Regions from separate parts of the Homo sapiens genome. Here region 1 is linked to region 2. A link is a contact called in ENCODE Hi-C or POLR2A ChIA-PET data. All regions are on one chromosome and are shown on one strand. The core of a region is the stretch at or near the end of the contact, and the rest is flanking DNA. Distances in the headings are between cores, read along the strand shown. Region 1 holds the start of STRIP2 (striatin interacting protein 2). Region 2 holds the start of RBM28 (RNA binding motif protein 28).

Evidence for each region. A loop is a pair of places that touch in the nucleus more often than their neighbours do. ChIA-PET counts read pairs that join two places held with the same protein, here RNA polymerase II (POLR2A). Pooled maps may share reads with other maps.
Region 1: a pooled map shows a loop between it and region 2 (6-fold over the local background). The contact joins the promoter of STRIP2 here to the promoter of RBM28 in region 2. A Hi-C loop is called at or near these places in 1 of 168 maps with a recorded cell type or tissue (CD8-positive, alpha-beta T cell) and 5 of 50 pooled maps. POLR2A ChIA-PET finds 5 or more read pairs at or near these places in 1 of 52 experiments (naive thymus-derived CD8-positive, alpha-beta T cell).

Annotation. Positions count from the first base shown.
Region 1 is chr7:129,431,264-129,435,684 of GRCh38, forward strand. STRIP2 (striatin interacting protein 2) reads left to right here and starts at 3,169. Exons shown (of 21, transcript NM_020704.3): 1 at 3,169-3,338. The coding sequence starts at 3,210. RefSeq lists a silencer at 3,049-3,528.
Region 2 is chr7:128,342,308-128,346,506 of GRCh38, forward strand. It overlaps RBM28 (RNA binding motif protein 28), which reads right to left and starts at 1,601. Exons shown (of 19, transcript NM_018077.3): 1 at 1,369-1,601. The coding sequence starts at 1,486. It also overlaps the pseudogene RNU7-27P. RefSeq lists an enhancer at 1,542-1,741.

The sequences.
Region 1 (4,421 bases), core at 1,919-4,418, 1.1 Mb after region 2:
GATTTAATGAAGCGATATATAAAAAGTGCTGCTTATTTACAGAGCCTGGCACGCACTGCTGACTGCATACACATCATTCCTTGTCTCAATCTAGAGCCCTACAACCTCTGTTGCATCATTACACCCACACCTGCCCTTTATGGAGAGAGGAGGGTGTTCTATCCTTTTTTTACTAAATTATCCTAACTGCCTGATAGCCTCAAAAAGCAGGTACTTTAAAACTTACTGCGTCTTATTAAGCTTTCTCAGTGCCAGGTGCTATCCATTTAGTCAAGTATCTGACCTCTGTGGATTAAAGTGGAGTGCTTATATGGGGAAAAGGGTATATGTGATTCTTGTAACTACACCTATTTATACCTCCAACCCTCTGCTGGCAGCCTGAGTTTTGGGACAAGGGAAATTGGTAATGTAGGTTTTTTAATAACGTCAAATATAACAGCATTGGAGCCATCTCTGCAAGATGGAGAGACTTGACCAGCCTTGACTAGCTCCCAGGTATGGGTGCCTCTGTGGTGAATGGTATTGATGACTATGATGCCTTTGTTGACAAATAAGCTAAAATAAATTGAATGTGTGCCAATTCCATGGCCTGTAGTTTCAAAGTTTTCAGTTACTCTGTGGTTTCTTGTTACATCTTCCAGTTGTTTCCAGATATCTTCCTCCTTATTAGAAATTTTGAACGTCTGGGCCTATAGTGAGCACATAGGTGTCTGATCTTAGTAAAGGTATTCTATTTCGCTGAGATGTGGAAAAGATCATGGATTGAGGTCTCTCCTCGTGTTGACTCTATGCAATCTTCATAGCACCAGTTTTACACATTCCTTCTCTGAAATTAAAGCCAGATGGAGCCTCTAGGCTTAGCAAGTGGCTTTAGATAGCCACCAGAGGGGACTTGCAAGCTGTCCTCTATCCTACTCCCAAGATCAGTCTGCCCTTTCCCCTAGGAATAGGCAGGAAAAGAATAAAGCATCAAAACTGGCCACTCCTGTCTGCTACCACTGTTGGGATCCTGCCGATTGATTAGGCTCACAAAAGAATATGAAGTTCTGGGCCTGTTAACCTTAGGGCTCTGACTACTTAGGAGGAGAAGTACTGGGAAGAAGAGAGATAGAATAATGAATTCTTTCTATTAAGAAATCCCAATGGGCTGTGCTGTGGCAGGTTTACCACACTGAAGCAGTGATGAGCAAGGCGTGGGTTGTGAACTTTAAAGCAGGGTGTAAATTTTTAAGAGTTTAACAAATTATACCCTGAAAAAAATCCAAAGTCAAGTAGTTCAGGCCTTGAGCCAGGGACTTTCTTGGAAATTCATATCAATTCAGTTCTGTAAACGCCACACTCCCCACCCCCCACACCCAGCCCCCCGCCCCGAGACATTTTTGGTTGTCGCACTAGCGGGAGGATACTACTGGCATCTAGTGAAGAGAGGCCAGGTATTCTGCTAAGCATCCTACGATGCACAGGACAGCCCCCTACAATAAATATTCAGCCCCAATTGTCAATAGTACAGAGACTGTGAAACGCTGCGTTAAACGTACATAAATTAGGGGCATACAAAAATGAGCTAAATTTGGTCTTACTCGCTAGGAGCCTATATGTGGGTGGGGAGAGGAGTGGGACTGGAAGAGGAAAAGGAAGATGTGAAGGTACAGTAAGGAGATATTGGACCAGGGTGAGAAAACCCAAAAAGCTCCAAAGAGTGCTCTCAAACTTGCCTTGTTCTGTCGCCTATGAACTGGCAAAGGGAAAAGTGAGAGAGAGAGAGAGATGTTAAGAAAGGGACAGGGTTGTCCCTAAGGTATGGGAAGGTGGAGTAATTCCTCTAGGCCCTTTGCTTTGGGTATATCGTGGAAAATGTTAGGATTTTGGATCTAGGCAGAACTGGTTTGACACCAACACAACCTGAATGAGTTGAGGGCTAAAAGGAAAGCTTTGTGGAGGAGGAGGAGGTGACAACTAACTAGAATCTTTATGAGAGAAAAGGAATCAACCAGGAGAACAGAAGACAGTCTCCTCCAGAGAACAGCATAGGCAAGACCCTGAGACAAGATAGAATATGATACCTTGGAAACCGCAGGGAGGAATCTGCAAGTGCCGGTTTCTTCATCAGTAACATTGGATTCGTAAAAACACCCTGTCGGGGAGAGGTATGATGTGATATTTGGAAAGCGCTTACTGCAGTGCCTGGCACCAAGCTCAGTTCAACAATCCCCCAGACCCTTCCTAAAGCAACCAGGCTGGGGACAGCGATTTGGTCCCACCTGTTCCCCTGAGCCTACGTCTTTGGGGCTTCTATTACCAAGCCAGACTGTCTAAATATTTACTACAAGCTACTTTTTAAATTCAGGAGAGGGCAGATCAAACAGCCTCTTTTGCCCCCAGTAACAATGAGCCCTTAGGAAGCATCTAAGAGAGAGGAAGGAAAGAAAGGACTGGCGAGCAGGTGAGGGTGGGGGCTTGCTCTACCCTCAACATTTACACACCATGAGGAAGAGGCCCCCTACAGCAGAGAAGGGCAGATGACAGGAGCAGCCCTCGAGGGCACCACCAATTTCAGTGATGGAAAAACTCCCCCATCCCACCCTTAGACCTCCAGTCTCCCAGCCAAGCCCTAGCTCCGGGCGAGATGCGTTCTCTTCAGAAAAACGCTGAGAATTCTCAGCTTCCAGAGACAGCGAGTCCCTCGTTTCGGGCGATGTCCCTGGCCACCTGGCGGTGCCATCCCTCCCCTGAGACTAAGCGGGATATGGGACGTGTGCAGGAGCCGGGATATGGGGGGCCGGGTCGGTGGTAACAGGGAAACGGAGACTGCTGTGGAGCAGTAGGCGGAGACTAGAGCTCCGGAAAAGGTCGCTACAGGGACGGGGGTGAGAGCTGAGAGACACCGAGTGAGGAGCACAGAGATAACCCGCCTGATCTCAAGGCCCAGCTTTCGCGAGGTGTGGAGCCTGTAGCTAACCTAGGAGTCTCCGTCCGCCAGCAATGCCGCAGGACTAAAAAGATCCCCTCAAAAATCTCTTCATTGAGCCCCCACCTCCTCGAGTCCCGCTCCGGCCGGTCGAGCAGCCAATCGCCTCGCGGGGCGGGGTTGCGGCGAGCTGCCGTAACCAATAGAGGTGGAGGGGGCGGGGCCTGGCTCCCGGCGCGCGGCGGTAGGGTCGCCTCCGGCAAAGCGAGCTGAACCCTGAGGGGAGCCGCTGACCAGCAGCATGGAGGACCCCGCCGCGCCTGGGACCGGGGGCCCGCCCGCAAATGGCAATGGCAACGGCGGCGGCAAAGGGAAGCAGGCGGCGCCCAAGGGCCGCGAAGCGTTCCGAAGCCAGCGGCGGGAGTCAGAGGTGAGGAGCCCGGAAAGCTTCGGCTGGGGCCCGGAGACGCCCGCCGGCGGGAAGCGGCGGCTGAGGTGATTCGGCCTCGGCCCCGGAGCCCTCGGCGCGCTCGATCAGCCCCGCGCAGTGGGCGCCTGCGGGGTCCTAGCGGCTGAACTCTGGGCTCTTTGGCCCGGACCAGTGTCCGCCCGTCTCCTGCCGCGGGTTGGGGGCTTTCTAGCCCTCTGGCTTTCCCCCGCTGCGCGAAGATGAGCGCGGTATTGAGCGGACCAGATACTTTCCAAATATTTATCTCACTTAATCGCTGCAGCCCCCTGAAGCAGAAATTCCGATCCCAGTTTATAGACGGGGGAACAGGAGCGGAGAGGTTAAGTGACTGGCTTGAGGGGTGGGAGGCTGGAGCTCAGCCGCAGGAAAGCAGGATTGGCGAGTGGGGCAACCGCAGTCCCCCTCCCAGGCTGCCTGCGGCGGGCCCCTGGGCCAGCCGAGGGACTTCTGCCCGTTCCCTGCCCGTCCCCTTCCCCCCGTAAGTCTTAGGCCGTTTCGGGAGCGCCTTCCGCGGACATCAGGCCCCTGCCTGTGAGGGCTGAGCGAGACGGGATTCAGGCAGGGGCAGTCCTGGAGTGGCTATCTGGAGGGAGCAGTCGCAGGATACAGATAGGAGTGTGAATATTTCGATCTCTTCCTCCTCTCCTGAAAAAAGAAACCCTATCTATGAAGATGAAAGCGTTGAATTATTATCACTTCCCTATCCCCTCATTGAGGCAGTTCCCATCAGTTGGATCTGAGCGGGGATCAGAATAGACGACAAAATATCAGATGTGGCAGGGTCTGCAGATATCATCTGGTATAACCCTTTCATTTTACAGACCTAAAAAAAAGAGGAGTGACTTGCCCAAGATCAGACATCTGGCATAGTTGGTGGTCAAGAACACCAGACTTTGGAGTAGTCAGACCAGGTTTTGACTCCTAGCCCTATCATTTACTACCTGTGTGATTTTCGGCACATTACGGAACCTCTCTGAGCTCCAGTTTCTTCATCTGTAAGATGAGATTAACACTGCCTACCTCAGAAGGTTGTGATAAAGTCAA
Region 2 (4,199 bases), core at 351-2,850:
CTATTGGCAACACACCAGCCAGAGAGAGAATCTTTCAAAACGAATGCCAGATCACACTTACTGCTCTCTGCTTAAAATCAGTGGCTTCCTATCTCTGAGTAAAAGCCAAAGTCCTTGCAATGGTCTATAACATCCTACATGAGGCGGGCGGATCACCTGAGGTCTCGAGTTCCAGACAACCCTGGCCAACATAGCGAAACCCCGTCTCTACTAAAAATACAAAAATTAGCCAGGTGTAGTGACACTCGCCTGTAATCCCAGCTACTTGGGAGGCTGAGGCAGGAGAATGGGTTGAACCAGGAGGCAGAGGTTGCAGTGAGCGGAGATCGTGGCACTGCACTCCCGCCTGGGCGACAGAGCAAGACGCAGTCTTTAAAAAAAAAAAAAAATCTTACATGATCTGCTACTCTAGATCTCATCTCCTAATTCTCTTCCCTTTACTCACTTCAATCCAGTCACCCTGTCCTCCTTACTACTCCTCCAATATACCAAAAACACCTCTGTTTCAGTACCTTTGAGCTTGCTGTTTTCTCTTCCTGAATTGTTCTTCCTCCGGAGAGGCATGTGTTCACTCTCTCACCTCAGTCCGTCCTTCTCTGGCCACCCTATCTATATTGCCACTCTTCACCCCCTCTCCCCACTATACACATGCACATAGACTTCCTAACCCCTTTCCCTGGCTTATTTTTCTCCTTAGCATTTGACATCATTTTCACGGTTGGCTTGTTTATTGGCTCGTTTATTGGCTCTCTTCCCCACCTTGAAGACATAAAATCAAAGATTTTTTTGGTTTGGTGTTGTGCACTGCTGCATCCCCAGGACCTACAACACTTCCTGGCACACAGTAGGTATTAAGTATTTGCTGAATAAATGAATGAACAAGTGGATAGCATCCTGGCTAAGATGTCCAGGTCTGAGGATCAAATCGGGGGTCCACTACTTAACAGCCGTACAAACTTAAAGTTACTAAATTCCCCTAAATCCCGGATTCCTGTCTGTAAAATGACATTAAGACTCTCCATCCGGTAAGATTGCTGAGAAAATTAAATGAGATAACCTGTATCAAACTGATCACTGTACCTGCCAATCAGGTGACTCTCAATAAGTCTTACTGATGCTCTAGTTAACTATTTTCATTTTTAGCGCGCATAATCAACAGAAAGCGCTATAGAAACGTAAGGGAATGCTTTGCCCTTCATAAACTGACTCCTATGAACGCATCTAAAGCAGAATCAGTTTGGAAAAGAAACTCAGTTCCCTGTCCCTTCTCTTCGGGGAGGGTAAAGAATGATACGGCTCCCTGAAGTTTGGGAAGGTGCCCTCGATCGCAGGAAACCCCAGCCCTATCCTCGACCGCCCCGCCCCTACCTTTTTCAGTCACCACGAAGCACTGCTTCACCGGCCCCACCTGACTGAACAGTTCCTCCAGCTGCTCACTGCGGGCCGAGGGCGGGAGGCGGCCCACAAATAAGGTCAGGCCGGCCATGAGACCGGGAAACCCAAAGCGCGTGAGGACGCGAGCAAACTAGGCCGGCGCACGCGAGCCGAAACGCTGGCTTTGGTAGGACAACCAAGCTCACACGCCGAGAGATTCCGGAAGTGCTCGTTGCCCAAAAGAGACCGGAGGAAAACATGGTCGGGAGGGGGATAAAAGGTTCCGGAATGAAAAAATAATGGCGCCCCGGGGCGTAGCTTCTGGAGCGGGGCTCCGCCCCCTGCCCTAGCATCGCCCTCGCCACTTTTGTGTAAACTTGGCATCAATAATTTCTACCCTAGTGTTACAGCTTTTTTAGAATTTGCCTAGCAGGCTTTCTGGTTTTTGCCGGAAGGCCTCCAAAAAGTAATTTTTTTTCTTAATATACAAAATAAAAATAAATAATTTCTACCCTGTTTAAAAATCTCACCTCCAGATCCTCCCCAAAGTTAGCAGGACAGGCAGAAGAAGTCGTTTTTGCCCCGGGCGTAACTCAGGATCTGATATACTGTGGGTGTTTGATATTTTCTGAAGTGCCTCCACAAATTCCCAGATTACGTGCATAAAACACAACCGGAACACTAACACGTAGACATAGATATATCATATACATCATTCGGACGATTCTCATTTTCGGAGAACACCAGCTGTCTGTCACCTCAGCCTCACAAACAAATTGTAGCTACTAAAATACACATAGACACAGATAGTACACAATTATTATTTCAATAAATATATACTGAGCTCTAACTATGAGCCAAGCATTAGGGATAAAACTGGTGAGCAAAGAAATGACAGGGTCCCTGCCCTCATAGAGATTACAGTCTAATGGTGGAAACAGATTTTTTTTTTTGACAGGGCCTCACTTTATCAACCAGGCCGGAGTGCACTGGCACGATCTCGGCTTACTGCAGCCTCGACCTCCCAGGTTCAAGCAGTCCTCCTGCCTCAGCCTCCTGAGTAGCTGGAACTACAGGTGCACCACCACACCCGGCTAATTTTTGTATTTTTTGCAGAGACAGGGTTTCACCATGTTGCCCAGGCTGGTCTCAAACTCCTGAGCTCAATTAGCCCCCCTTAGCCTCCTAAAGTGCTAGGATTATAGGTGTGAACCACCACACCTGGCTGGGAAGACTATTAGTCCAAAAATTCTTACAAATAAATCACAGCACACACACTGCAGGACCACATCAAACACACTCAAAGCAAACATAACATCCAACTTATACACAGAGACCTAGAACCCATGTCCTCCTAGAAACAGAAGATCTTTGTCTCAAGTCAGCTCATCAGACAGACCCAAAGCTGAGAGCTCTTAATTGGCTAGGAAATCTGGGTGCTCCTGGTTCTGGAACACAGAGAGTGTTTGCCATGCCACTGGGCTCAGGACCTGAATAGGTGCAAGAGAGCTACACCTTGCAGAACAACTAGCTCAAAAAAAAGTACCCAAGGCCATTTTTTAAATAATTTTTTTTTTAGCAGACTCTTGCTCTGTCACCCAACTTGGGGTGCAGTGGCACCATCATGGCTCACTGCAGCCTTGATCTCCTGGGCTCAAGCAATACTGCCACCTCAGCCTCCTGAGAAGCTAGGACCACAAGTGTGTACCACCATGCCTGGCCAATTTATTTATTTTTTTGTACAGACAGTTCTCCCTGTGTTGCCCAGGCTAGTCTTGAACTCCTGGGATAAACCAATCCTCCCACTACGGCCTCCCAAAGTGTTGGGATTATAGGCGTGAGCCACTGAGCCCAGCCAAATCATTACTTTTAAATGATAGTAACATGGCAGATAGAAAACTCAAAAACTTTACAGTTTTAGTACCTTTTATAAGGCACTATGGTGAAAATTAAGTTTCATGATCTCCTCAAGCCCCATTCACTTTCAATACATTTTGGATGGCTAGACGACTGGTTGATAGTGATGGGAGTGGAGATTAGGGGGACGCTAAACATCACATTTATGGAGCTCTAGTTCGAAGTAAGTAATCTATGCTTAAAATAAAACTTCACGATTATTTTTTAAAAATACAACTCACGGCCAGGAGCGGCCGTGATCCCAGCACTTTGGGAGGCCGAGGTGGGTGGATCACCAGATCAAGGGTTCGAGACCAGCCTGGCCAACATGGTGAAACCCCGTCTCTACTAAAAATACAAAAAGTAGCCGGGCATGGTGGCACATGCCTGTAATCCCAGCTACTCGGGAGGCTGAGGCAGGAGAATCGCTTGAACTCAGGAGGCAGAGGTTGCAGTGAGCCGAGATTGCACCACTGCACTCCAGCCTGGGCAACAAAGGAAGACTCCATCTCAAAAAAATATATAACTCACTTTGGGAGATCAAGATGGGTAGATCACTGGAACTCAGGAGTTCGAGACTTCTGAAAATAAAATACAAGTTTATTTTTCTTTTTTTCTGAGCAGAGTCTCGCTCTGTCACCCAGGCTGGAATGCAGTGGTGCGATCTCGGTTCACTGCAACCTACACCTCCTAGGTTCAAGCAATTCTCCTGCCTCAGCCTCCTGAGTAGATGAGATTACAGGCACCCACCACCATGCCTGGCTAATTTTTGTATTTTCAGTAAAGACAGAGTTTCACCAACTTGGCCAGGCTGGTCTTGAACTCCTGACCTCAAGTGATCAGCCGTCATCGGCCTCCCAAAGTGCTGGGATAACAGGCATGAGCCACCATACCCAGCCTAAACTTTATTTTTCAACATTAGCTCCATC